Linked DNA regions of Mus musculus: regions 2, 3, 4 and 5 are each linked to region 1. The links are chromatin loops, found by intact Hi-C in ENCODE. Cell type or tissue: heart. All regions are shown on one strand. Links, peaks and the distances in the headings refer to the core of each region. The heading gives the core; the rest is flanking DNA.

Region 1 (6,008 bases), core at 515-5,514:
TTCTGGCCCTCATGTGTACTACATTCACATGCTGTACTCTTAACACACAGAGATACTCAGTATTAAAAAGAAACCTTTGAAAAAGGAAGTGATACTATGTACAATTGTAGGATGAAAGCAACTGCAACAATGTTTCCTTTCTCCCTGTTTAGTCTTTAGTTCCTCTTCAGCAGACCTCTCCATTGCTTACTTCTTAAAGTGAATACTTTCCCCTTTTCAAGCACAATGGGATGGGCCCTTGGAAAATTCATGCCAGATACATGTCAGACAGATTCATGTCAGATACAGATATGTCCTGTGTCACTCACACCTACCTGCCTTGTGCACAGCTTCTCTTGAGAGCTTTCATTATCAGCAATTTTTTTCCTGTCTTTACCCATTCTCCTGTCTAAGCTTACAGTGTGCGAAACCATTTGCAACTAAGCTTAGAATATGAAACAAGTTTCTACCCCTTGGAGAACCTTTTGCAGGCTCACGGACTGAGCAGCAGTTCTCACAGCCTGTCTAGCTGGTCCTTGACCTCAGGAAGCAGGGACTTACAGGCTACTGAGGACTTAAGGAGCTGGGAGCCCCGGCTTGAGCTGCCCCAGAGAACCACAGAAAGAAGACATTGAAGATGCCTCGGATAAAGTGGTCCAAGCAGTAATTAATACTCATAGCGTACACTTGATTGTTTCACAACACTAGTATGTCATATGGAGAAAAGATCCCTAAGTCTAAGGCAGTTTGCTTTTCTTCTCTACCAAAATGCAGGGCCTACAGCAGCTAATGAAGCTTCCTCTGGATTCTGTGAAGATGGAGCCTTGCTATACTAAAGTCACCCTGCTTCCAGAGCGCCTGCTGGACCTCCAGAGCCGCTTCAGGTTCCCTCACGTTGACCTGGTGGTCCAGAGGACTCAGAACTACATGCAAGAGGTGGGAGCAGAGTCCAGGGAGGGTGAGGCTGAGGAAGAGGCTGAGGCAAGAAAGGAGGGAAGAGAGAGGGCGAGAAGGATAAATGCATGCTGGTGGGTGTGTCCATGGTGCTCTTCAGCTCAGGAAAGTGAGGCGGGAGTCAGGTTGACAGAGGACACACACTGTTCTTCAAGCTGGCTTTATCTCGCCTTAGAAAATAAGAGTCTGGGAAGATAAGGTAGCATTAACTAGTAATTATCTGATGGTTGAGTCAGGGCTGCAAACTTTGGCTACAGATGAGAAACACATGGGGAAAATTTAAAAACTACTAATGTGCTACCCCACTCCAGGTGAGTGAGTGTGTGTGTGTGTGTGTGTGTGTGTGTGTGTGTGTGTGTGTGTGTGATATCTGAAATTCTCAGCATACTCTAGCCCTATTCCGGTGTTTCTAATCTGCAACCAGGATCTAGAGACAATGGTTGAATTCTCCACCTTGTTATAAGAGAACCCATGACAGTTTCATATTGGATTTTTATTTTTTTAAATTTATTCTATTATGTGTACATCTGTGCACACCTGCTTGTCTGTGTATGTACCATGCACATGCAGGTTCCTGAGGAGGCCAGAAGAGGGTGTCAGACACCTATGACTGGAGCTATCGGTGGTTGTGAGCTTCCCTGTGGTGCTGGGAAGAGAACTGGAGTCTTCCGGAAGAGCAGAGTGTTAACTGCTGAACCATGTCTCTAGCTCTGATATTCAAATTTCTTGAGTCTACCCCATAGATTCTCTCCCCCCTCATGATGAGGTCCTCCTCCTTCAGAGACAAAACTAAGTAAGTACTATGGACTCCTTCATATTATAGTGTTCCCTAAATGAAAGAAACATCTAATTCCACATGTTTAGCTTGCTGCAACTAAACCCTACACGGAATCCCACTTCAGGGAGCCAGGGTTATGACGAATTCTACCTAAGACCAAGTCTTAGGTAAATGTAGTGGTGTTGAAAGTGCCTGGATAAAATATTTTACCTAAAAATTACAGGCAGGATTAGTTTTGTGTGTTATCATCTAATCTCAGTTAGTGATGATTGGAGTTGCTGGATGTGGTGGTGCCCATCTGTAATTCCAGGATCGGGGAGGTAGAGGCAGGAGGATCTGATCAGGAGTTTAAGGTCTTTGTCTTCATTACAAGTTCAAGGCTATCCTAGGCTGAATGAAACCTCTCTAAAAAGTATAAAGGATAAATGGCAGAATTAGGTAACAATATAACAATATAACCGGCTATAGACTAAGACATCTGAGCTGCATCAGTTTCCTGAGCAATAAATTTCTGTCCCCAGTGTGATAGCCACTACTGCCATGGAGTCCTGACCCTGCCTCTTCTCTCCAGCTCTATCAGTGCCCTTTCTTATTGCTATGACAGAGTATCGGACAGGAGCCACTTAAGGGAGAAAGGCTTCCTTTTGGCTTATGGGTTGAGAGGGAACAGCCCAACAAGGCAAGAGGTCATGGTGGAGGTCATAGAAGTAGTAGCATGTGGCTGGGGCCGCTCCTAATGCTGATGCCAGGAAGCAGAGAGGGCTCAAGCTAGACGTGGAATGAAGCTAGGTATATTCCTTAAGCCTTCCACCTCCTCCAGCAAGGAACCGCAGCCTAAAGATTCAATAACCTCCTGGAACAGTGCAGCCCAATAAAGACCAGTGTTCAAAAACAGGAATAAGCCTACAGGGGTCATTTCACATTCAATCTGGAACACTAGCCTGGCAGAGGAAGGAGGGGGCTGTCATTCTAGGTGTGGAGTTGTTATCTGAGTCTGCATTGCCAGGGAATGGAGGAGAATGTCCACTGGAGACTGTGGCTCTGAGTCCCTCTGTATTGGGAATGAACGGATGCCATTATGCAGGCAGGCAGACAGACAGACAGACAGATGTATATGTATAGAGAGGGATGTTTCCCACCCTCCCCCTATTTCACAGTGGCTACTAGGTATCTTGTTTTACACTCCAGGGAGTAGGGGGAGTGTTGGGTCACTCCACAGTTGTTCCCGGAGAGCTCTGTCCATCACCTCCTTTCGGAGCTCAGGTGGGCGGGCGGGACCCCATGTTCCCAGCCTCTGACTGTTGTCATTTTCTATCTTGATGGATAGCTCATGGAGAATGCTGTGTTCACGTTTGAGCAGTTGCTCTCCCCATATCTCCAAGGAGAGGCTTCCAGAATACCAGTGGCCATCGAGAAGGTTAAGCTCCGTGTCTTAAAGGTAAGAGTTTGGTCTTCATCTGTCTGGGAGCATCTGACAAGATTGTGACCCCTGTTCCTTTACTCAGTGGGAAAAACCCTGACCTCCCTTGTATCCCATTAGACCCGTTTTTTTCCCAAGCAGATAACCATTGTTAACACAGCAGTTTCCCCAGCATGACTCTCATGCCTCTTCTGCCATCTAGTGGCTTTTTCTGGAACTACATGTCCTCAGCATGCGCTCCCAGTTAGAACTGACCCGTGAGTGTTGACTGACTGCTTCAAGCACTGTCACTGGTATTGCATAAAATATGCAATATAACCACAGGCCAGCTGCATCTGAGCTCTCCAAGTACAGTAAAATCCACTAAATTAACCAACATTTTAAAATAAAAAACAAATCTTAGAGCCAGAGGAACTATCCCAAGGGAAAACATGAGATAGGTTTTAATGAGCTCTATGTATAAGTGCTTAATAAAAAGCTGTTGCGATAACAGGAGCTCGCACACATTTGGTACTTACTTAAAGCCTGTTTAAAATTCATGCTCCTAAGATTTGTTGTTCCTCAGTTTTCATTCCAAGGGTTTATCTGTTTCGTTTCTGTTATGTATATGCATTAGTGTGTGTCTGTGGGACTGTATGCCACCTGTGTGTGGGTTCCCATGGAGACCAGAGGAGGATGTCAGGTCCTTTGGAGCCAAAGGTACAGGCTAGCTGGAGTCATCCATCATAGGTGCTGGGGACAGAATTCAGGTCCTCTGAAAGAGCAGAGCCATCTCCTCAGGCCTCTTTAAAGTCTTTTAAGGAAAAGACCCCAAAGCTACCATTCCCTTTGACTTTCACTGAGCTTAGATGATGGTTAGACTCCGCTCCACAGCAGATGAGGAAGCCAAATTTCTAGAAGCAGGCCTCCCTCCCTCAAAGTCAGGAGTACATGAGCTCCGAGCTGATATTTACACATGGCCCACTAACTTCTGCTTCCTCCTGCTTCCCCCAAGCAATGCTTTAGAACAGAACTTTAAAGTCCCACTAGGTCTGAGGGATGTCTCAGAGTTTCAGACCTCATCCTGATGCCACAGAGCAGGAGAAAACTCTGGCAACCAAACTGTCGAGAAGAGAAGCGATGTTGCTCCTAGCAACACAAATAAAAACACACTCACAATTGACATGAGGGGAAAGGGCGAACCTCAGTCATCACTTGAGCAGACAGGAGAGGAAGGGAGTAGAAAGGTGTACCAATCTTCGGTTTGGGGTTCAAAGGAACTTAGAATACCTCAAGTTCAACTTCCTAGCCAGCGTTAAAAACGTTCCTGCCCAGTGAACAGGGCCCGCCAGAGTTCTGAGTGAGGAACTTCCAGTGCTGTTTGGGGTTGCAGGGATACACAACCTTGGGTGTCTCACATCCACTTTAGATTTGGGGTTTCCTGGAACCCTTGCAAACATCCTAAATGTTGAGTGATCTGTAGAACAGACCTGTGTGACAGGGGTCTAGCCATCGACAGTTTCACGTTCCTGAACTCAAACATCCTGAAACTATTGGCTATATTTGACTTTAGCCTCCCTTTTATTTAGAGAAATGCCATTGTAATTGCAAAAAAAGTCCAAGTCAAGTATTTGTAGAAGAGCAATCCGTTTGGAAGAAGACAAAAATCCTGACCACTAGTCCACTGGGTATCTTTAAAAGCTGTAGTTACATGATTGAATAGAAGGTGGTAACTTACAGAAATCTATAGGTACCACGTACTACAGACGTACATCATATGGACTAATAAGAGGAGAGATCTTCTTCCAGATTTGGCTTCTCAGTGGTTTTAGATTTTTGTGTGACTTCCCACATGGCCATAGATTTTCTGATGATTAGCAAACATTTATTTTTTTGTCTTTATTATTATCTCCTTTTCAAATGAGATTTTTTACTGTAGTTAAACTATTTGCTACTCCAATAAATAGATAATAGACAGACGGATGGATGGACAGACAGACAGACAAAATAAAAAGTGTGGCAGTGTCTCAAATACTCAGACACCTCCACAATCACAACAAATACCACCTCCAAAGACAGCCAGTTGAACTTTTCACAAGTGTGTGTGCAAGCCCATACCTTCTGATGTTAGAGTCAGGCTCTTAAAACTGGTAATTGTTCTCCCACGCCTTCCTTCATAGCCTTCTCCACCTGGTTGCCTTTGGTAGCTTGAGTAGAGATGTCATTTTGCTCCTATTTATGATCTGCAGTGTGAGTGCTCTCCTTTCCTCTTTTGGCTTGACCATTGTGTTTACACGCCTACAGTAGTTCTCCATTGCACCCATGCAGAAGGCCCTGGCGTTCACATGCAAACCAGTAAGGAAATGGGCAGCTCCAAGAGCGTGCTCTTATTGCCTCTTAAGTTCAAAATTGTTCTTTTGTGTGCCTGTCCTGGAAAATACTACACTGAACCAGCGGGGGCTGAGTGAACTCTCTTAAAAGTGTCAGGAGGTAGATGTTTTAGTCTTCATTTTCTGTTGCAACCACCCAATGTGGCTACTATGTACCTCCAGTTTGGGATGTTCAGGGTGGAACAGAGAAACCCTCTCTTGTTCAAGAGACTTCTTTGGTTAACCGTTCCCCGCTGTATTGATGGAGCTTTGAGCCATGACCTCTCTCCCTCTGTAGATATCATTACAAGGCTCGAACAGTGCTTGCAGGACAGCAGATAATTGATATCTGTGGCTCCCCTGTGTCTACCCAGCCAGGAATAATGAAGCACAAACTCACTCTCTAGTTTGAGGCCCATCTTTTTGAACAAGATCTCACTTCTTCGTTTTCATCTTGCCTGTTTGTAAAAGAGGTGCATGGACTAGGTGATGGTGTCACAGTCTATACTCAGTTTGTGTAGACGCTCCA
Region 2 (6,008 bases), core at 389-5,388, 210 kb before region 1:
TATAATAAATAAAATCTTTTAAAATAAATAAATGTCACTTCAAATCTACCCTCCCATCTCTAAATCTTTCCCTTACCTCTTGCATTATATATGCCACATGTAAATGAGCAAACAATTTCTCCCTTTATTAAATCAATGCTTGCTTACAGGAGAGAGAGGTTAGATTTTAGAAATGTACTCAAACCAGGGGAAAATAAGAGATTTAGAGTAGGCAACCCAAACTGCCATCTTTACCCTGCCTCCAGGCAGAACCTGTCACCTCACACGCACCACTTTCAGCACTGCCATCTAAAGCTGCGTCTGTAAACAGGGCGCCCGCCAACCTCTGTGAGCTATCAGAGACACAGGGAAGGCGCTCTTCCTTTTCAGTTGAAAAGCTTATTGCACAAGACATCTGAACACTCAGCTAAATTACTGTGTCAGCTAGTACTTTTTAAGGAGTATCATTCATTTTTAATTGAATATTTCTTTTGTGTATTACAGATCACAGAGAAGAAACTATTCCGACTGACCTTCCAAAGCTTTACTGCCCAGCATTAACTTTGTGAACACCAGAAGACCCTTTAATGTTTTTCAGACTCTCCACAATTAAGTTAGTTGTTAAAAGGAAAACAAATATTTTAAAGACATAACATACACAGTACTACTCTGCACACAGTATATTACTATACTCCAGCCAACTGTCTCCCATCTCCTCTAATGCTAAGCCTATACACAGATACTTTATTGACGGCTCCATCTTTCTCTATGGTTTCAGGATATAGCTATCAAAGTCCTGCAGTGGTGGTCAGTCCTAGTGATCTCAGCGGCAATCTGATTTTATTATTACACATAAATACACTGTAGCTGACTTCAGATGCACCAGAAGAGGGCATCAGATCTCATTATGCGTGGATTTGAACTCAGAACCTTCAGAAGAGCAGTCAGTGCTCTTACCCATTGAGCCATCTCACCAGCCCGAGTCTGATTTTCTTCCCGTCCCTTTGCCTAACAGTCTTAACTTAGCAGATCCATAGTAAAAACATTACTAGAGGCTTTCACTGTGACAGGAGATGACAGCCTCCAACAGTCTACTTACCGTCTAATGGACAGACAACCCCAATATATGCTTTCACACAACTTGATAATCATTATGAGGGCACAAAGACATAGTCAAATAAAAGAGTCAGACAATGCTCCCTGGAGGAAAGGACTGACTCCTCCCTGGAGAAGGGTAACTAAGTAATTTCTGAGGAGAGAAGGCCAGGCCAAGAGCAAGCATGAGCAGCACTCAGTGTAGTCACTAAGTCACGAGCTCAGCCTGACTGTGCACTGCTGCCACCCCAGTGCTTGGGAGGCCACACTTACCTCAGAGACAGAAAAAAAGAAAGAAAAGCGGGGCAGGAGAGTAGCAGGTAGTCAAGCTACAAATGTATACTAGAGCCCTGTAAGGGAGGCTACATGTGTGAAAGATCTGTGTAGCACAGTAATGTGGTCAAACTGGCAAAAAAACAGCAATGAAAACACCCGGCAAAGAGAGAGGACAGTTTAAGGAAGGTAAGAATCCTAATTAAAAACACCCATGCACTAACATTCAAGGGACAAGATGTGGCTGCATTAGAGATATTAGAAGTAACAACCAAGTAGGTAGAACAGAACTAAAATGAGAGGGGGTATTACATACCATTATAGGAAATGAGTTAGAAAAACAGTAAAGAGCCCCCAAACTTGTGACTGCATAGATGCTGATGCTAAGGAGTAAAACAGGAAATGGTATTTTTACCATTTCTATTCTAAACACATTAGTGGATGTTCTAAGGCAAGTAAACAAAAACAAACACAAACCAAGAAGAAAAGAAACAAGACACCCAAAGCAGACATTCTTCTGTTCAGATGCTGTCATCTGATATGAGAAAAACTGAAAATTCCACAGAACGGGAAAAAAACTAAGCCAGTAAAATCAGTTGATTAGAAATTTAAGTCGGGCAGTGTTGGCACACGCCTTTAATCCCAGCACTTGGGAGGCAGAGGCAGGCGGATTTCTGAGTTCTGAGGCGACACTAACAAAACTCTGTACATTCAAAACAACGTTTTAAAAAAGTAAAGCCACCTGTGGCAACACACACCTACTGTAATCACAACACTCCAGAGGCAGTTAGACTGTAAAGCTCAAGACCAGCTTAATAGTAGCTCTAGGTTAGCCAGAGTTAAGCAGCAAAGCCCCATTTCAAAAGTCAGGCATGGCCTGTGCCTTTAATCCCAGCACTCAAGAGGCAGAGAGGCCTGTGAGTTCAAAGCCAACCTAGTCTTACATATCAAGTTCCAAACCAGCCACAGGGGCATAGTGAGACCCTGTCTCAAAAACTTAAAAGAAAGTCAATGAATGAAAAGGCAACATGTATTTATATACTAAAAAAGTTAAGATTTTTAAGAAAATAATACAACTCAAACTAAGTCAATGCAATCTTTCTGCTCTGGCAAAGGACCTAGTTCCCAGAACCCAGACCAGGCAGATCACAAGCACGTGTACCACCAGGTCCAAGGGATCTGACACCACTGGCTTCAGAGGGCACATGCAGTCAGGCTCACAACATACACATGAGTAAATACAGTAACAAATCTAAAAACAGTGACAGTAATCACAAAGCCCACCTCGAAGTGATTTGGTAAGGGATTAATTAATATCTAGAATACATTCAAGAACTCAGACTAGAACAAAATGAATAGCTCTATTTTTTAAAAGGCAAAGAACTTATGCATAGACATTTCTCCAAAGATTAAAAAATAAGCACAGACAAAAATGAGGGGTTCACTATCACTAATCATTAGACAAAAGCTAATAAAAACTATGGCTTTCCCTTCCCCCAACTCCTTCCTCAAAGGAGTGAAGACCTCTCTAGTTTTCTGCCTCTATTTATTACTCAGCTTTGTAAAACACTGCTGCCACAAGGTGGAGACAATCTGATAACAGGAATATTGGTCACTGAAAACGGAGCAAGGATAAGCTTTCCATGCTAATAGTAAGCCCAGCTTCTAAGTTCTAGGGTGAACTAAGGCTAATCACTTTAGCTGAAGATCCAGTTTCCTTATTATAGATTTATATTAAATAGCCTTAAAAGCATTCTTTAATGCTCTAAGGAACAGAATTTGCCTCAGTCTCCTTAGCTAAGATATCTACCTTTGACAACTTCTTTCAACTTGAATACCCTAACCACTACCTGCCATCTTTTCTTTCTAAAGCAAGCGAAAAGGCAGCAAATAACACATTAATCTATGCACAGAAGACAGACATAGTAGCTCACACCCTGTAAAACAAGTGCAAGGAGGTAGGACCAGGAGGATCAGGAGTTCAAGAGCAGCCTTAGCCACATGTGGTGTTCAGGGTCAACCTGGGTATCCATACAGCATTAAGTCATAACCAAGGCTTTCTTGCATTTTGACCTTAAAGAAAATAATTATTCTATATTTTTCCATGTTCATCTACACTTACATTTAAAGCAGTGAGTTAGCTATAGGTTTTCCTGAATTGGTATCCTTAGTGCTGCAGACCTTATAGGGTTCTTGGTTTTTTTTGTTCCTGTGCAATTTGGAGGGGGTTTGCCTAACTTGACCAGAACCATCCAATTCTGTTTAATTCACTTCGTATGTCTATCCTTTTGACAAGTCACACTCTTTACCCTGATACTCTACCTCTAGCTCTCATCTGCCAGTTAGACCTCGTTAGCTCTTCAAAATCAAAACAAGCTATCGATCCAGCCCAGCGTACCTCATGTCATAGCGAGAAAAGCTGGCTTCCCAAAGCTGTGATTTCTTGGGGAGAGGAATGTGCATTAAGGGGCCCTGGATATAGCTCAGTCGGTAGACTTCTTGCCGTGCACACCCAAAGCTTTAATCCCCAGAACTGCGTAAACTTGGGAGTAACCATAGGTAGGCGATACCCAGATCCACCAAGTAAAAATATAACAAGGAAGAAAAATATACTGTCCTGTTTCTGGAGATGGTATAGATTGTTGAAGAATTGTATTTGTGTCAAGAGATTAACCTAAGCCAGGCATAGTGGTGCACACTACTGGGGGATGGCTTTGTGTATTAAGATGCTGACCACTGTGCCCAGAGGTCTGGCTGCAGTTAGAATGTTGGCATTGCCAAGCATCTCCTGTCCCAAAGTTGTGTAAAGATTGTTTCCCACAACCTAGAGGATGGGCAGGAGAGGAGGTGAACTTCCCACCCCAATGAGGTTTCTGGTGAGGACCAGAGTGAGAGAGATTCACACTGAGGATTGGCCATGAGTAGGTCACCAGGCAAGATAAGGATAGATGAGGCAGGAGCAGCCAAGACAAGACTAAGATGGCAAGTAATGGGGCTAGTGGCTGGGTAACAGGCAGCCTAATCAGATTAGACTGTGGTTAGAAAAGAAGTGTATCTGCCCAGCTATAGTGCTGAAGCTTATAATCAATATAAAGTCTCCATATCTTCATGTGGGAGCAACAACAGTAGAACAGCCCCTGAATTTACTTCTAAAGCACACCTTTAGTCCCAGCACTTGGGAGGCAGAAGTACATAGACCTCTGAGTTCAAGACCAGCCCAGTCTACTGGGAGTTCCAGGACAGCCAGGGCTTCACAGAAAAGCCAATAACAACAATAGAGTAACCTAGAAGATATTTCAATTTTAAAAACTAAGAGGAAAAAACCCTTTTGGAAAGCAGCTAGTAGTTAAAATTTACTGATAAAAAAGTCATATTCTTTAAGACCATAATATCAGTCTAGGGAATAATGCCCTTAGGAGTTTGAGTCAAGAGAATTTAATGTTTTGAAGCTAGCATGGGCTACAGGCAATTGGTATAGGTAATATTTACAACACTTACTGCTTTCTACAAAATCCTAGAGTCTCTTGAAGTAAACACTATTCTTGCCTTCATTTAATAAATTTAGCTTAATAAATAATGGAATATTTAATAAGGAACCTGGAACAATGTAAAAGGCTCATCTTACCAGAAAAAATAGAAATTTTATAAAGATAAAATGATGTAGAAATAACGCTTTTAAAGCAAGAAGCTCCAATAGTGTGTATGTGTGTGTATTTATTTGTATATATTTGTGATGCCTACTAAAGCAAAGCTCTGTATAATACACTATGCATGTGTTGGTGTGTGTTGGTGGTACTGCTGCAGGGGACAGAACAAACTTGGCAAACGACTTGCATCCTTGGCTTCTTTCCTCCTTCTTCGGGTTTTTTGGCTCAGGATCTTACTAGGTAGGTCAGGCCTTAGGTCTTAGTATCGTTACAAATCTTCCATTGGGTCAACTGGGCGGGCATACAGACACATGAATACAATCATACTCAGATCGGCCAAGATCTGCTTGTAATTGGAGGAAGACCTAGAAACCAAGTCTCTCCCCCCACAGTCTTTTTCTAAGTGCTGGCTGGCGACTGAGCCTAGGGCACCATCTCATTCATGCAAAGGGGGAGAGCATCACACCCAGAGCTGTATAATCCTAACCCTGCAAACCAAGTCTCGACCTCCACCTCTGAAATTCCTATTACACACACTACCCTTTCTGCGATCTATAGGAAGCCTTCTAGACAACATTTGGCTGAGTTCCAAGACAGCCCTCATTCGCTGAATTAAATTCTGCATAGAAAATAGTGTAAATAATGAGAATTCAATGCAATTACTGGCATGGAGACATATATCCTTTTAAAAAGTAAATAATTGAGTTCTAAATCAATATGTTCTCTGGTGGAGAAAACAGGCAGAGAGTCAAAGCAAAGCACTCTATAGAATCTATACATTTCACAATGGCTAGCTGGGTAACAGTTATCAATACAATAAGGGAAGAAAGGAGAGCTGGTAAAATGTCAAAAACAAATGAGGAATTTGTTTTCCAGAAATAACATCAATTAAGAAGAAGGTAAGAAGCCGGGCGTGGTGGCGCAGGCCTTTAATCCCAGCACTTGGGAGGCAGAGGCAGGCGGATTTCTGAGTTCCAGGCCAGCCTGGTCTACAGAGTGAGTTCCAGGACAGCC
Region 3 (6,008 bases), core at 396-5,395, 140 kb before region 1:
ATTATATGGTGTATTGGTCTAAGCTTTTCATGGCCACTATGCCTCAAGTTCTCCATGTCAGGATCCAAGTCAGAAGTCTGTGTCTCAAGATCAGGACCACAGGAAGACACTGTATTTCTGGATTGTCGTTCATTCCAGATGTAGTCAAGTCGACAACCAGGAATTACCATCACGTATAGTTCCTCTCCTCAAAATCGTTTTAATTAACTAATTTATTTTTAGATAGTCTTATATATCCCGGCGTGGCCAGGAGCTTTTAATAGCCGAGGATCACCTTGAACTTCCTGTCTTCCTGCCTCCCTTCCACTTTCCGAGTGCTGGCCTTATAGGCGTGCACTACCATGTGCGTTTATATGGTGCTGGGGACTGAGTCCAGGGTCGGATACATGCCAAGCCAGCACTCTGCTGGCAGAGCCACTCCAACTCTGCCTCATGGTCTCTCAGTACATCCTGTAATAAACGCCAGCTCCTTTTCCAGCTCACAGAGCATAACAGGTTACGGTCTTATCTTTTCTCCTCTTCAGTGCAGCGGAAGCACTTTGGCTGTTTTTCTTTTTATTAAACAAGTCAAACTTGTCCCTGTCTCAGTCTGCACTTATCATCATCAACAACAACATCATCACCATCATTATCACCATCATCTTTTTCCTTTTTGTGTGTGTATGTGTGTAATGTGAGTGCATGCTCAAATGTATATTTTGCATATATGTAGATGGAGGTATGTACAGGTGTGTGCATGCATGCAGAGGTTGATTTCCTTGTGTGTGTTGATTTCCTTGTGTTGATTTCCTTGTGTGTGTGTGTACACGTGTGCACACTAAATATCCTTTAGCTTATTTGTTAGCTCTAGCTCTGTTTTGTACAATTACTTCACGTCTTCTTCATCTTAATTTCTTCAATATTAGGATAACACAGTTTTGGAAAGAAGTGACCTGATATTCCTTCCAGCTTAGAATCTGGAGCAACTGAAGAAAAATAAAGTGTTGTACCAGTCTACTATGATGTAAAATATTCACTCACCATATTTTATACTCTGTATATTCAATATATTTATCACATATATTCTCTATATATTTATATATTCTATATAGTGATATGTTCTATATCACTATATTCTATACTCAGTCACTATAGCCTAGTGTAAAACATGCACTCACTTCACAAACCTTTGCTGAGTGACAAACACAAGCCTGGTGTGGTTAATAATCATTAGGATAAGGGTGCATGTGTTTCGACAGAGCACACAAGCCAGCAGAAACACAAGCAGGGGCAGCAGCGAGGGCACACAGACACCTGGGAGATGGCTGCTGTTTTGTTTTTTAACAGTGCTTTTACTAGTACTTATGGAACTTCGCTTATTTTTTCCACATAGGCACCCTCTGAATTGAAGTTATTATAGCTATTGTAGTAGTAATTTCCAATAATTCCAGGAGTAAGTTCTATAACTTATATTGCTCTACCTTCAGTAATGCCAGGAAAAGCACAGCCATGCAGGCCTCAGAGTAGAAACTCTGCCAATCTAAGTTAGTTCAAACTCAAAAATTACAATTATTTTTTTTTCGAGACAGGTTTTCTCTATGTAGCCCTAGCTGTCCTGGAACTCACTCTGTAGACCAGGCTGGCCTTGAACTCAGAAATCCGCCTGCCTCTGCCTCCGGAGTGCTGGGATTAAAGGCATGTGCCACCACTGCTCAGCCAATTTCTAAATCTAATTTAAAAAGGAGTTAGAAGGCCGGGCGTGGTTTTCTCTCTACACAGAGAAACCCTGTCTCAAAAAAACCAAAATAAATAAATAAATAAATAAATTGAAAAAAAAGGAGTTAGAGAGTTAGTTGGGTGTGTGTATGTGTGTGCTTGTGCACAGGTCATGATTTGTAGAACGACTTTCACTCTCTTGCCCAAATTTGAGCCTGCTACCTTTAACTCCAAGCTGGTATTGGTGTATAATGTGGTTGATAATCAATCAAATGTCTTGGATGAAGGAAAATCACTTTCCAAGTAGACTATAAAAAATGACAAATCACTAAGAAGGATAAATGGCCATACACCGTGAGAACTGATCCTTGTGACTGCCAGTCAGGCATAGAAAACGATGACCACTTGTATCTGCTTTAACTAACCATATATAAGGACATAATATCTTTGTAGAATGATTTTATCTCGCAAATAAACATTACTTAAGTCCCACATTTATCAAAATGCTGGGGGATGGGAGGGAGGACAGAAATCCACTTCCAACTTGCTTAGTCCAAGTAAAGAAACAAAAACAAAAGTAACAAAAAACTCGGGCAGATTTATTATTTTGTAGAACTGGATAAGCTGGACTGAAACTAATGAGATGTCACCAGGACATTCTTTTCTTTCAACCAGGGGCTCTCCCTCTGGTTGACAAGTACCCACTTGGCACCTCAAGATTCATCTCCTACCCATTTAGCAACCTCCGGGGTGGGGGCTGGGGGTGGGGTGGGGAATGCCAGTCTTTCTTAACGTCAATAATCTCAGGCAAGACTGTGATTGGTCTGGATTAGGAATAAATTACCATAATTATCATATGTAAATACTCGGGGTTCCTCACTCATTCCTCCCCTTCAAATGCTATTCTGGCAGTGAGCTGATTTTAACTAAAATTTAAGTGCAAAGCAATCTGATTAAACAGAATCCTGTTTGATACGATAGCGTTATGTGTAGCCAAGGGAAATAAGTGGTATACTATCAAAACAGGGGAAAGAATTTAACGAAGTGTGGACGAAGACGGTTTTGATCAAGTATACTTAGTCGTGCCAGCCAGGCTGGGTATTTTCTTTTTATGCAGACATTATAAATATCTGGACATTTCTTCTCCACTCCACACACCATTTGTGAGTGCAATTATTCACAAGTCTACTGGGAGAACTGCTGGGTGGATGTGGTCTGCAATGATAAAACTCACTCTGTATTTAAAATCACCATATGGAGAAATTTTATACAGCGCCAGTGCTGCGCGATCCCTCTTCACCTCGGTGTACCAGCTGCTCTGATTTTGAGTGTCCTCCAGGTTCCCTAACCAGTGCTTCTTCCCAGGTCTCCACAATCAGACTCTAAGTCAGACAACTGGCAAGCCACTTCCCAGCAACGACTGACACCTGACTAGAAGAATTAATGGATAGGCGATTTGTACTATAAAGAGCACAGAAATCTGTTCTTTATAAAAATGAATTAGAATTAATATTAAAGTGAATGTCACACACAGTGAGTACAAGTTTGCACTATTAAATAATAGATTGGAACTCCGGGAGACATCCTTCTAGGAGAGTAATTAATTTGTGATCTGAGAAAAGGAAACGTTTGTAAGAAATCCGTGATTTGGTGCCAAATGACTGTTAAACAGCTTTAGCTTGTTGCAGGCTTGGTGAAACCCACAGGACTGAAGCTTTCCTCTCTCGCCTGGCGGTCCCGCCCAGGCACGGAGCACCTTTGGCATCCCGGCAGGTGGCGCTCTCCCCATTCCCCCGGTCCACTCCAAGATGGGTTAGTGCTTGGCCTTCTGCAGAATCTGGCTACCTTGGTAACTATATGGCTATTGCTTTCTCAGAGGGATCTGTGCTATTCTGGTCTTTGTCTGGCTTGAGAACGTATTAGGCAACTTTAAATGTCTCTGATTCTAGAGACATTTGCTACGATTCACATTTGAAAAGCACATTGAACAAATAGTTCTTAACTGAAAAAAGAATGTCCTCTCTCTCTCTCTCTCTCTCTCTTTCTTTCTGTTGTTCTTCCTCTTCCTCCTCTTCTCTTCTTCCCCTCCTCCTCCGCCCCGTCCTCCTTCTTTTTCTGAGACAAGATCTCACTCTGTAACCCTAGCTGGCTTGGACCTCACTTTGTAGACCAGGTTGGCTTTGAACTCACAGAGATCCACCTGCCTCTGCCTCCTGAGTGAAGGATTAAAAGTGTATGCCACCACTCACCCATAAAAACAAAAACAAAGGAAAAAGGAAAATCCAAATTGATATCTTTCTAAAAATCAGACTTCACGTGTGCTGGGAGCTCCAGCTGAGTCCCATCTGTAGATGCATCCACGAGAGGTTGGTCCCCTTCTGCCTGTACCCCCTGGAAAATATTTTGGCAAGCTTAGCTTTCTACATTGTATTGTGAAAACAGCTGTTATGTAAACTCTTATATATATTATGTATATACATAAAAATTTGAATATAAGATTAAAATATAGGGCTGAGTGAGATGGATTAATGGGTAAAGACATTTATGCAAGCCTGGAGACCTGAGATCAGCCCTCGGGGTCCACATGAAGATGGAGGGAGAGAAGATATTACACTAAGTTGTCTCCTGACCTCCAAGTAAGTGCTGTGATCCTAGTGCGTGCACACACACACACACATGCACACACACATGCACTCTAGTGTGCATGCATATACATGTACACACAATGATAATAAACAATTAAAAAAAAACAGATATACTTTTTTTCCCCTAATAATTCTACTAATACTCCCTCTAGTCTTAGATGGTGGCCACACAAGTATTGTAATAAACACATGAAGAGAAAGAACCAAAACTGAGTTTTAGAAAAAGCAGCCAGAATACCTTTTCATGAATGTTATCATACTAACTTCAATCAGAGAATATATGCTAACGTGATATGTAAAATGCATTATATATGATTTTTAATTTTCAAATACTGTCAGCTTAAAGGTCTAAAATATGAGCCTTTAGAAAACGGGAGTAATGTTGGGCATAGTGCGTACTTTTTTAAAATTGAAAACAATTTTTTATGCAATATGTTTTGATCGTTTTCCCCTCCCTTATCTCCTCCCAGCTCCTCCCCACCCCATGTTCTTCCAACTCTACAACTTGTTTCTCTCTTTAGAAACAAACAAGCAAGTCAAACAAAGAAAACAACAACAATATCAAAACAAAGAAAAGCATGAGAAGCACATATACACACACATACACACAAACACACACACACAAACACACACACACAAACACAGACACACACACACAAACACACACACACAAACACACACACACAGACACACACACAAACACACACACAGACACACACACACAGACACACAGACACACACAAACACACACACACACACTCAGACATAAAACCCATAAAAACACAAAATCAGAACCACAGTTGTCTGGCTCACCTGCCTACAGTGAGCCCAATGTTCAAAGGTGAAAACTCAACAAAACAGCACAGGGAAATATGTTTTGGTAAGCAAGAAGAATGTGCTTCTTGGTTGGAAGTATATGTTACAGCAAGAGGAGCAGCAGCAGCCTCTGCTACTTCCAAATTCCAAAGAAGGCACGGCACATGGGTGGCTAGAAAAGTCACGTCTTCCTCCAGAGTTTCAAATTTGGACAACAGAATATCATCCATGTTCAAATTGACAAAAGTTGAAATATCAGACTAATGCCTGATAGAATAACAATAAATACCATGAAAATCTGTAATGTGATCGCGGGAGAAGGGGAACAGGCATGCATGCATGCATACATTGCTGCCGACTGAATTAAACTCCATTTATATACAGTGAAGCATCACTCATTTGGAGCTAGACATTGGTTTCAGTAGAAATATTCCGGGTAAAATTATGACACATCCCAGAATATATTAAAACACCATTTCACTTGGATAAATAACTATTGTAAATTTATATGTAATTATAAATCCTAGCTGTACATGCTTATATGTATGGATTATTATGATTATAATCCATAAATCTGTAAGAATTTATATCGAGCTGCTAATTGGGTTTATGTAAAATACTGCTACTGGCTGGTGGGTGTATGATCTCTAACTTTTATTTCAATTTCTCTATGTCATTTAATGACAGTAAGGAGTTTAAGGAGTGTGTCTAAGGATATCTGTGTTCCAGGTTACCTGAAGTCACAGTTCATCTTTTTAGCCCCTGCACTGATTCTTTTGCCCAGAGTCGTGAGTTTGTTTGTTTTATAAGCAGCCTCATTTACTTCATATGGTTGTTAGCCTCATCTGCGAA
Region 4 (6,008 bases), core at 518-5,517, 73 kb before region 1:
TACACCTCTCACCTTTTAACTCGTGCTGGAGGTTTCACAGGGAGCCTGCGGGATCTGCAGAGTCAAGGCTGCCTATGAATCATCCTGCCATTTCCTAGTGGAGTCTGTTAAAAGCCTGTCACCCGAGCTCCAGTAATAAATGTGTTCTCATTCTCTCCCAACCACCCCCCCCCCACACCTCTCCCTCCCTCCCTGCCCCCTCCTTCCCTCCCTCCCTCCTTTCCTCCCTCCCTCCCTCCCTCCCTCCCTCCCTCCCTCCCTCCCTCCCTCCCTCCCTGTCTTTAGTTCAATTATGGAGAATCCAATTTACCCTCATTCTCTAAGGCATTTACTTGAAGAAAGAGAGTCCTTGGGCATCATTGTATGTAATTAGATTTTTGCACCTCTGTATTGTGAATTGGGATTTCCAATTTTCCACCCTAAGGTGGGAAGTGGTGGTGCTTAGCAACCCAAGATCATAGCTGATGCTATAATTCACAAGGACTTATAAATCTCTACAACCTCAGACGCCCAGGAGAAATACACATCGGCATATATTACACCTTAAAATTATTGAAAATTTTGGAGGCATTTTTCTTGTTTACCAATATTAATCTTCACCTGCAACCTCAGCCGGTTTTAAGAAACTGTACCAAAAGCCAGCTCAGTTTCTTTTCGTGTGGAATTCATCTCAGTGCCAGCGAAATAGCCATGTTTTTTTTTTTTTTTTTTGATAATTACCTTTCATAATGGAAATTCAATGTCTTAAAAACAATTTTTGTTTGTTTGTTTTGCATAGAAAAAGCCACAGATCAAGGGCTAATTAAATAACACTGGATAAAAGCTATAATATAATTTTCAAAGTTTAGGAAAGAGCACAATGTTTGAATTGTTTTGTATCTCGTGACACAAAGCAGTGTTTTAACGTCTCCTATTGTTTTCTTATGAACTAGTCTCCTAAAAGGTGTTGAAATCGAGGAACCTTCCCCTTTTGAAAGATTTTAGACTTTAGAGCCGTGGTTCTCAGCCTTCCCAGCGCTGTGACCCTTTAATACAGTTAATTCTGCTGTGGTGACCCCCAGCCATAAAGTAATTTTCATTGCTACTTCTTAACTGTAATTTTGCTACTTTCATGAACAGAAATGTGAATATCTGATATTTCTGATGGTCTTAGATGACCCCTGTGAAAGAGCCATTCAGCCTCCCAAAGGGGTTGAGACCCACAGATCGGGAACAGCTGTGCTAGAGCATTTATAGTCGCTGAAGTAACCCTGGGAATCATAGGGAGTGAAGCAGTATGATAGAGGAGAAACCAAATAACTGATAAATAGATTTGAGTGAACCACTGCAGCTGTGGATAGTGTCATTCAAAGAACCTTCTAGAATGAAAAAAAAACCTACAAATTCAGATTCTCCAGACTTTATATACATTCCAGCCAGACTGTCACTTTTCTCACCTTTATAAACTGATCAAATCAAACAAACCAGGATGTGATGTTAGTAATTTCAGACATTTTCATGGGACAAACTTATTTAAAAGCTTAAGAGGAATTAGCCTGTAAGATTCTGATTTCTGTAAACAAATACGCATTGGGCTTCATGGTGCATACCTGCATAAGAAGTAGTGAGGCCCCAAACCTTCCTTCCTGGGGTGACGCCATGGGTTTCATTATTATTATGCATTGTGATGTTCTTGGGTCTTGAATATTTACTCAGCTGTTTTCCCAATCACTTGCCAAATATTTGCTGAGTATGCAAATACAGTATACCCTCGGAGGAGAGATAAGCCGTATTTAAACAGTTGTAGCAAAAGTGGAGCACAGTTTGGGAGAATGTGAATGGTGGTGAGATTGTTTCCAGCCGGCCCGATCTGAGAAACGATTCTTTTGGGCGGGCTTTGGCCTTTGGCCTTGAAGAGTGTGAAAATGGCCAACAGAATACTTACAGGAGACAGGAATAGATTAGGTCTGGATATGCGCCAGCTATATTGAGCGGTGTGATATATGACGGGTAGGGTAGGGTTCCTTCAGTGGCAGGCTGAAGAGTTACAGGCAGGGAGATCTACTGAGGAAGAAAAAGTGGCATAGTCTGATGGCTCCACGTCCCTGGAACTTGGCAAGCCAGGACCCAGAGACATGTGACTTCTGTCACTAATGAGGTCTGCCCCTTACAGCATTCAGAAGAGTGTCCCTATAGTCTCAGTGCCAGGGCTCTGCTCTGCAGGGCAGACACTCATTTTAGCATCTGGTCGTTTGCAACTTGTGACAGCTTCATCTTGGATAGGTCCCAGTGGACATACTTTTTTTTTTTTTTTTTTTTTTTTTTTTTGCCTCTCCTAAGCTGTCCCCTTATCCTAGACTCTGCCCGGCCCTTCTTAGAATCCATTGCTACTCCATGAAAGAAATGTTGGCTTTGTTTCTACAGTCTTTAGGGATCTGTGTCTCAGTCCTAGCATTTCCCTCTTCTGCCCTGTACATTTTTGTTCATGTTTTAGAGCAGAGACTAAGTGATTTTGCCTTGCTGTGCTGCCTACACAGAGAAAACTTAGAGATTCTTACAATGTTGAGAGTTAATCAAGTCTCAGTAGAGGATTCAGTGGTTGAGGTGGGTAAAGGGGGATGGATTTAAGAAATGGTGTAAAGGGACTGGAGGGATGGCACAGCAGTTAAGAACACTCCCTGCTGTTTGGCAGAAGGACCCGAGTTCAGTTTCCAGCACCCATACCATTTAACTGTCTGAACAGTCGCTCTAGGGCATCCGATGCCCTCTACTGGTCTCAGTGGGTACCTGCACACATGTGGCATATACTCACACAAACATAAATAAAAAAATAAAAATAAAACTTGAAATAGTGTAGAGATAAAAGTAACAGTTTAGTTTAGATTTGCTTGAATCTAGGAGAGAGGGGGTTTTAGAAGGGCCTGCAACTACCTTTTCTGTAGAAAGCTAAGCTTAGTGTCTCGAGCTGTGGAAGAGGCCTTTTGATTTTCATGAGGATTGCCAAGGGAGTAAATTGTTGCATTATAGTGCCCAGTACAGGCTGGAGCCACCAAGTACGAGTCACAGAATTGTACCTGTGGTGTCAGTGCTATGTTCCTAATGGAGAAGAAGCCCTTCCCCCGATGCCAGCCGTTCTGTGAGCCATTGGCCTCCTTGTGCTGAAGTTCTGGCAATGTGGCTTTCAGAACACACCAATATAGGGGCTCCTCATCATCTGTATCTTACAGGTATGAGGACTGAGTTCAGTGGAGCACAGAGGCTAACTGTGCCTTTGCCTTCACTTGGTCAATGATAAGGTTTTATGTAGTTGAGGGTTTTCAGTTTAGTTTGGCTTTTTGAGACAGGGGTTCACTATTTAGCCCATACTGGCATTGAATTGCCAAGCACTGGAATTACAGGCTCGAGCCACTCTGTCTGGCATTATGTAGTTGATTTTTAACTCAGGGATACACAGAGGACAACCTAAGCTAAACACATCTATGGAAATGCAGGTGATATTTGTTTCAGGCCCTCCGTGCATGGGACAGTTAGTTGCTTTCTCTTCTGCAAATCAAGATGTGTCCAACTCAAGAGTACAGTAAACGGGCTGCTTTCTTATTTTTTATTTTCTTAGTTCATTAGTTCAAACTGAGGGGTGTCTTCTGGTACTTGGCTAGGGGGCTTCCAGTATCCCCAACCTTCTAGCCACTTTGTTACTCTGTGCCAGCCATGGCACCAAGAACTTTTAATGAGGTATTTCGTGTGATTGTTATAATAATTCTGTGAAGCTACTCCACATAGCCAGCAAATGGCAGAAATACTTCTGCCATCTTTGCCTGAGTCCAGAGTCCACCTTCCTACCACAGTGGTATTGTTGACCCAACCCCAGGTTTTGCCTTTATCCTCAAAGTCTTCAAAGTGGGTGTTCCCTTATGTAGGTCCAGACAGGTTCAATCTAATGTCTAGATGCATTTTAGATCGACTTTGTTTTTTTTCCTTCATCTTTTGATGCTATTAGCTGTTTTACTTTACATTTGAACCAGTCATTAAGTAAATACAAGAAATCTGCAATTTTCTTTGTAAGAGTGACTTGGTGCTGTGTTGAGGGTGTCACACGCAGATATTCAGATCCCAGAAACACTTTTCACATACAGTGGGAGGCTAGTGTAAAGGCACCTTGGTAGAAGCAGGGCATACCAGTAGGAGACTTGGGCAGGTAGTAGAAAATTGGCTTTAATAGCCCCACAGAATTCATCATAATAGGATGGCCACCTTCTTTCCTTTCATTGTAGTGCTTGTAAGAGAGCAAACATTAGCATCCACAATTAGCATGGTACTCCTCACACAGACCAAACAGTGCTTACCTGGAACTAAAGGGCAAATTTTGCTCATCATTTATACTCTCATTGTGGGAATTCTCAAAGATTTCCCACTCCTGTGTAAGAAAATTATAGACAAGGATATAGGATTACTATTTATGCGTTGTAATAAAAGCTAATAAAATAATAACCAATTAGATGCTTATAAAGCCTGAGTATATTAAAGTATTATGCAAATCCTGATTAATTGTAATACCATAAACTCAGGGAGCAAGCAAAAGCATGCTTGACTCAAATTATAGGGGCTTTTATTTGCATTTCTACAGAATCTATTATTAGTGGGTCTCAAAGGACCTTACAAGTAATAATTACTAAAGCCCATAAATATAACCCATAAATGTCATTTTATTAAGGGAATACAAAAGAGCTCCCCTTCCTCATACACATTATAAGACTGAAAAATGCCCAAGCAGAAGTAGGCGTGTCTGCCTTGTAGAGGGTCTCAGTATGCATGGGTGTTTGGCTGTGACTTCATAGGCACACACAGTCGGCTGTGGGAGTCGAGGTCCTCCTACTGAGCGTCTCCAAATACCTGGCTCAGATCCTTCATTTCCTTCTGGATTTTTACACGCATACTAGCTCCGTGTAACTCTTTCCAATAAGGTATATTTTAACATTCCTGTGTCAACTAAAACACCTGATTTGAAAAACAAAAGTTAAGCTAAGCCTCCCATGAAATATTTAGAAATATTTTTAAAATGCTATCCCTGCTTTATTTGCCTCAAGTTCCTATCCTACCTATTGCAAGCTGGAAGTGTTTGTCAGAAAGGATGGCGAAGCTGACATTTATCTCTATCCTCGGAAACAAGTATCGAAGTGCCAAGAGCCTTTCCAGTCTGGCTCGGAACTCTCCCATCGCCCGTACTAAGCAGGGCTTGGAAAGGCAACTGAATCTTTCCCCTTCCTCTGACACCAGGTTCTACGTGACTGAGAGCAAAATTTATCCCTGGTGTCAAGACACCAAAACGTCACTGCTGGTCAGTGTAGGGATGTAGTTGTGCCTTTATGATCATGCTTCCATGTCACCTAGGCTCAGAGAATATAGACCCACGTCTACCTACCCTACTTCACAGCAGGGGACAGCAGGCCTTGGAGCAGAGGCCAAGTTTATATGGGTGGTTTCTGCCTCACAGTTAGGGTGGGGTCCACCGTCCAGGTCTCTAGACTTTCAAGTCAGTCCCTCTATCTTACGTCGACCATATGACACTTTATATCACAAAAATCTCCTAAACTAGGAGCATAGGAGCACAAGTCTCTCCCTCTCCCTTGCCCCCCAACTGTGTGTACATGTATGTGTGTACATGTAGGTGTGTGTTCACATACAGTATGTGTTTATGTATGTGGAGGCCAAGTGAGTTTCTCAGTCACTCTCCACTGTTTTTGAGACAGGATCTCTCACTGAACCTGAATCTCACTACTTTAGCTGAACTCCTAGGCTGCAAGTTCCAGAATCCTCCTGTCTTCATCCCCCCGGGGCCAGGATTTTTACATGGATGCTGGGGCGGGGGGGTCTCAAGTCAGGTCTTTGTACTTGCCTAACCAATACTTTACCAACTGAGCCATCTTCCCATCGTAGTATTGTATTTTAATCTAGGGCTGTGGAAGCAAAAAGACTAGAGGCTCAGCTTCCAGGTTCTGAGGGAAATTGAGAGATGTGTACACAGAGAGTGG
Region 5 (6,008 bases), core at 455-5,454, 240 kb before region 1:
ATTTTTCACAAGTTTGTCTTCTTATTGACTAATCCTCAAGAGTAAGATTTTTATCAAAATAACTGATGTCATTCTTATAGTAATGTGCACAAATATGAGATCCCAGAGATTTTACTATAAATTAAACAGCTTTGGTGATTCTTAGCGGCTTCAGTTACTACAGACACCAAAGTACATTAGGTTACTTGTGGCCCCACTCAGAAGTAGTGAGTAGCCATCTCAGGAGACAGAGCTGGAGACGGCTCAGCAGTTACAAGCACTGGCTATTCTTGCAGAGGGCCCACATTCTCTTCCCAGACCACAGCCATCCATAGCTCTAGTTCCAGAGGCTCTGATGCCCTCCTCTGACCTCAGAGGGCACTGGGCATACATGTGCACATGTATACATTCAGGCTTAATGCTCATGAAATCAAATCAAATCCGTTTTCAAAAAGGGAAGGTGGGTTGGCTGTTTAGGTTTTGGTTTTTGAGGTCATACATACGTTTTTGTGTAAGTAGCATAGGATAACATAACTATAAGGATTAGTAGGAAAAAATCTTGTTTCCATTATAAATACATTGCATTTAAAGAATTTAAATGAAAAGACTTGGTATAAAATGTAGAACACGTTTAAGGATTAAATCCATCTTTATCTGTAAGTGTTCCTCAGGGAAAGCTTGGGGAGAGGAGAACACAAGAGAAAATGCAAGGAGAAAACTGGGTAGTGGGGAGGAATGAGAGGACTTCAGCATTAACCTGGCAGAGGTAAAGAAAAACAGGCTCGTGCAACACACTCCCCAAAGGGTTTTCCACCTCCAGGTAATCCAGTGTGTTCTGGTCAAGTTCAGGGCTGGGTGAGATGCAGGTTAGCTTCTCCCGTGGGCTTAGCCAGTTTCTGTTACAAATATGCACAAAGCGATGTACTTTTTTAAATACTTGTTTTTAGGCGGGGTGGTGGCTAGAGCCTCTAGTTCCAGCACTTGGGAGGCAGAGACCAGTGGATCCTATGAGTTCAAGGTCAGCCTGATCTACAAAGTGAGTTCCAGGACAGCCAGGGCTACACAGAGAAACCCTGACTTGAAAACATAACAAGACACCACCAACAACACTTGTTCGTGTAATCTTTTTAAAATTTTATGGAGCAACCAGCAAACAAGCACTCACCTGTCATGTTCAATACTTGTTAAACTGAATATTTCCATATCAAACTTTGCTAAATATTCATTAACCTGATTACACTGATCAGTGCTGTGTTGAATGTTATGCAAAAAGCTAAATTTGGTGGTGGGGTGTATTTTTACTTTAGTTTTTTGGTTTGTTTTCTGTTTTTGAGACAGGGTCTGACTATAGCTCTGACTGACCTGGAATTCACTATGTAGACTAGGCTGGCCTCATGATATATCATGGGTTATAAGGTAGGGTTTATGAATTTGTCACAGAGTAACTAAACCTTTTAGTGAGGTATTAAAAGGGTCACCAGCCAAGGCAGCAAGCATAAGTAAGGGGCTCCTTGAGTTTGTGCTCATTCATTCACCAAGTTTGAAAATTCCCAATGCTGCTCTCAGGTCCAGCTCTTCCCCCATCCAGCTGTCCCCGTGAGACCCTACATCCCACAAGACAACAGTTTAGCCAATTTTCTTTTTTCTTTCCTTTTTTTTTGTTTTTTTTGTTTTTGTTTTTGTAGAGGTGGGGGGTTTCAAGACAGGGTTTCTCTGTGTAACCCTGGCTGTCCTGGAACTCACTCTGTAGACCAGGGTGGCCTCGAACTCAGAAATTCGCCTGCCTCTGCCTCCCAAGTGCTGGGATCAAAGGCGTGGGCCACCACTGCACAGCTGCCAATTTTCAAGTTTAGCTATGTGTTTCCAAACTTGGCCTTAAAACTACAAGATGATTTAAAAATGTGCATCTCACTAGTTTTAGAGCATGTTTTGAGAATCTGAGTATCTATCATTAGGAAATAAGGTTTCCAGGCTGGAGAGATGGTTCAGCTAACTGCTGACTGCTCTTCCAGAGTCCTGAGTTCAATTTCCAGCCACCACATGGTAGCTCACAGTCTGTAATGGGATCCCTCACTCTCTTCTGGTCTCTGCAGACAGCCACAGTGTACTCATATACATAAAATAAATACATCTGTTTGTCTGTTTGTTTCTCTGTATAGCCCTGGCTTTCCTGGAACTCACTCTGTAGACCAGCCTGGCCTGGAACTCAGAAATCCGCCTGCCTCTGCCTCCCAAGTGCTGGGATTAAAGGTGTGTACCACCACTGCCTGGCTAAAAACTACCTGCTGGGAGGAGCCAGAGCTGGGGAACCGGGGGCAAGGGGCAGGGGGACTTTCCTAAAGACACAAATGCCATTGACTAAGGATCAATTTTCATGACCTAAAGAATCTCCTCACCCCCAAAACAGTGAAGTTGTCTTTCAAGGAGAATGGAGAGGTCAATGTCTGGGCAAGTCCTCTTTCATCTTTTTTTCTTTCTCTCTTTTAAGACAGGGTTTCTCTATAGCCCTGACTGTCCTGGAACTCCCTCAGGCTGGCCTCAGACTCAGACTCAGGCCTCTGCCTCTTGAGTGCTGGGACTAAAGGTGTGTGCCACCACCTCCCGGCTTCTTTTAACTGCACTTTTGTCAATCTCTCTCCCCCTGCCTGCATCCCCTGGTAGTTACCATTCTCTTCCAAGCTTCTGAATGTAATTGGCTTAGGTGTTACAAATACATGAGATTATGCCATGGCTTTCTATGGCTTGTCTATTTATTCACTTAACCGTGGTACCATCCAGATTCATCCGTGTTGTCCACAAAATAACTTCTGGTATCGCAACATAAGCGTATACACTTGTCTACATGCGTTCACCAGTGCTACATCAATAGGACTGCTGTCATTTCTAACAGCGTCCTTATTTCAATACTTTATTGAATGAGACATAGCCTCCACAGAGATGGGCATCTGAGCGCTTGCTTCCCAGTTGGTGGCGCTGTTTAGGGAGGTTTAGACGATGTCATTAGGAGTGGCGATTATACAGCCTTGCCTGCCTGCAGGTCCCTCTCTGGTTCTTTTTTTTTTTTTTTGAAGTTTACATGTCATTTATTTCTTAGTTTTCTTAGGAAAATATTTACTTCAGTTTCCAAAATTTTATATATATATATACACACACACTTTACATAAGTAAATTTATACCCCTTTCAGGAATCTGCAGTTGATATGTTTGAGGATTTTTCTTTTTTTTTTTTTTCCTTTTCCATTTTTTATTAGGTATTTAGCTCATTTACATTTCCAATGTTATACCAAAAGTCCCCCATACCCCCCCCCACTCCCCTACCCCCCCCCCCCCACTCTCCCTTTTTGGCCCTGGCGTTCCCCTGTACTGGGGCATATAAAGTTTGCGTGTCCAATGGGCCTCTCTTTCCAGTGATGGCCGACTAGGCCATCTTTTGATACATATGCAGCTAGAGTCAAGAGCTCTGGGGTACTGGTTAGTTCATAATGTTGTTCCACCTATAGGGTTGCAGATCCCTTTAGCTCCTTGGCTACTTTCTCTAGCTCCTCCATTGGGAGCCCTGTGATCCATTCATTAGCTGACTGTGATCATCCACTTCTGTGTTTGCTAGGCCCCGGCATAGTCTCACAAGAGACAGCTACATCTGGGTCCTTTCAATAAAATCTTGCTAGTGTATGCAATGGTGTCAGCGTTTGGATGCTGATTATGGGGTGGATCCCTGGATATGGCAGTCTCTACATGGACCATCCTTTCATCTCAGCTCCAAACTTTGTCTCTGTAACTCCTTCCAAGGGTGTTTTGTTCCCACTTCTAAGGAGGGGCATAGTGTCCACACTTCAGTCTTCATTTTTCTTGAGTTTCATGTGTTTAGGAAATTGTATCTTATATCTTGGGTATCCTAGGTTTTGGGCTAATATCCACTTATCAGTGAGTACATATTGTGTGAGTTCCTTTGTGAATGTGTTACCTCACTCAGGACCCTCTCTGGTTCTTGCTTTTGCCACTTGTCATGTCTCCCACCGTGTTGGGCTCTCACCCATCTGAAACCACCCATAAGTCTATATAAACACTTTGCATTGGTTGTGAGATTTTATCAACTCAACAGCAAAATATTTCTAGTTCTAATTCTGTTGTGGGTTTTCTTTCTTTTTTGGCTTTGATTTTGGTGGTGAATAAGTACATAAAATATGGAAGTATAGATTTTATCGTGAAACACCAGATTTTATCCTTGATGCCTATTCTAACTATAGTGAAAGTTTAGTGAGTTGGATAGACTTTGAGAGGTGGTTTTGTTTTGTTTTAATGTATTTTAATGTATTGCAGTTTTGTTTTAATGTATGAGTGCACTGCAACTCAGACACACCACAAGAGGGTGTCAGATCCCATTACAAATGCTTGTGAGTCACCATGTAGTTGCTGGGAATAGAACTCAGGACCTCTGGAAGAGCAGCCAGTGCTCTTAACCACTGAGCCATCTCTCCAGCCCATGCTGCAAACTTTTAATACAGTTACTCACATTGTGATGACCCCACCCATAAAATTTTTTGTTGCTACTTCATGATTTTGACACCATTATGAGTCATAATTAAACATCTGATATGCAGGATATCTATATGTGACCCCTGTGAAAAGGGCCATTGAACACTAGTCCCATGAGATCTTGAACCACAGGTTGAGAACCACTGCTCTAAGAGAACACTATAGCCAATCTTGCCCTTGAGTTCCCATGTCATCAACCTTTATAAGCTAAACTAATACAGAGCTGTAATCTTAATTATGTATTAATCCATGCCTTTGACCCAGAGAAATGCATGTGTCAGAACAATCATTTGCTGGAAACAGCAAATAAACTCAAAACAGTCTTCAACTTTTTTTTTTCCAATTAATTTTATTTCGTGCTTTGCCTGCCTGCATGGATGGATACCATAGGCATACCTGAGGGTCAGAAGAGTGTCGGGTCCCCTGGAACTGAGATGTGAACCATCACATGGATGCTGAAAACCAAAGTCCTGTGCAAAACCAAGTGTTCTCAACCACTGAGCCATCTCCCCTGCCCTCCTGAAAGCAGTTTTAGAAATGACTGTCTGTCATGTTGACTTGTTTTTGGGTATGAAGGTTTTGGCTATGTGTATGTATATGCAACAACATACATGCCTGGTGTTCAGAGAAGTCAAAAGAGGGGCTTTGATTTCCTGAAACAAGGATCACAGATGGTCATAAGCCTTCATGTGGATGCTGGGAATCTAACCCAGGTCCTCTACAAGAGCAACCAGTGCTCTTAATCACTAAGCCATCTCTTCCACCCCATTATACATGTTGAAACAACATGAACATAACTTGATAATGTTGTTGGTAGTTCTGTTACCTCAGTTAGTTGGGATTAGTTAGAATCTGACTTAACCCCCTGTTAAAACTGTTAAAACATTTCTGTAAAGTATTCTATACATTCCTCATGTGATGCTTTCTTTGCTGTTCAATGAAAAAGAGCAAAAACTTTTTTAAATTTTTTTTTTTGTTAGTTTTTGTTTTTGTTTTTCGAGACAGGGTTTCTCTGTATAGCCTTGGCTGTCCTGGAACTCACTTTGTAGACCAGGCTGGCCTCGAACTCAGAAAATCACCTGCCTCTGCCTCCCAAGTGCTGGGATTACAGACGTGTGCCACCACCGCCCAGCTAAAAAACTTTTTTAAAAAGATGTTTTTATTACATATACAGCAGTCTCCTTGCATATATGACTAAAAGCCAGAAGAGGGCACCAAATCTCATTAAAGATGGTTGTGAGCCACCATGCGGTTGTGGGATTTGAACTCAGGACCTCTGGAAGAGCAGCCAATGCTCTTAACCTCTGAGCCATCTCTCCAGCCCCAAGAGCAAAACCTTTTGTTAAGGATAGACAAAATAACATGCAGGCAAGCAGATTCAGACTCAAGCAACAGGCAGGAAGAGCCAAGGAGAGAATACATATCCAAAATTGTTCTTGGTTAAATAGCACCAAGAGAACGGCTGCAGACATGGCTCAGCAGTTAAGAGCTGA

What was found. Peaks named below come from ENCODE experiments on the same cell type or tissue, not always from the same donor. Only the 100,000 strongest peaks of a DNase experiment are listed, where the experiment ranks them.
Region 2: it touches region 1 in a loop (2.9-fold over the local background); 31 of 42 quality-filtered maps call a loop at or near these places.
Region 3: it touches region 1 in a loop (8-fold over the local background); 38 of 42 quality-filtered maps call a loop at or near these places.
Region 4: it touches region 1 in a loop (2.4-fold over the local background); 4 of 42 quality-filtered maps call a loop at or near these places.
Region 5: a loop joins it to region 1, with 4 times the contacts of the local background. A loop is called at or near these places in 8 of 42 quality-filtered maps.

The regions. Positions count from the first base shown.
Region 1 is chr1:151,702,949-151,708,956 of GRCm38, forward strand. It overlaps Niban1 (niban apoptosis regulator 1), which reads left to right. Exons shown (of 14, transcript NM_022018.3): 10 at 754-915; 11 at 3,039-3,149. Among named protein-coding and RNA genes, the nearest start is that of Gm41969, 31 kb to the right of the region's middle. In heart, for the core only: no CTCF peak of the experiment used is centred there; a DNase peak (open chromatin) is centred at 3,343; H3K27ac peaks cover 568 bases.
Region 2 is chr1:151,489,684-151,495,691 of GRCm38, forward strand. The region is part of intron 1 of Rnf2 (ring finger protein 2); the gene reads right to left. Among named protein-coding and RNA genes, the nearest start is that of Rnf2, 8.3 kb to the right of the region's middle. In heart, for the core only: a CTCF peak has its summit at 2,938 (motif pointing right); no DNase peak of the experiment used is centred there.
Region 3 is chr1:151,561,110-151,567,117 of GRCm38, forward strand. No RefSeq gene overlaps it. Among named protein-coding and RNA genes, the nearest start is that of Niban1, 7.3 kb to the right of the region's middle. In heart, for the core only: no CTCF peak of the experiment used is centred there; a DNase peak (open chromatin) is centred at 3,462.
Region 4 is chr1:151,630,045-151,636,052 of GRCm38, forward strand. The region is part of intron 1 of Niban1 (niban apoptosis regulator 1); the gene reads left to right. Among named protein-coding and RNA genes, the nearest start is that of Niban1, 62 kb to the left of the region's middle. In heart, for the core only: a CTCF peak has its summit at 2,740 (motif pointing left); DNase peaks (open chromatin) are centred at 1,217 and 2,107.
Region 5 is chr1:151,458,511-151,464,518 of GRCm38, forward strand. No RefSeq gene overlaps it. Among named protein-coding and RNA genes, the nearest start is that of Mir7682, 19 kb to the left of the region's middle. In heart, for the core only: a CTCF peak has its summit at 2,945 (motif pointing right); no DNase peak of the experiment used is centred there.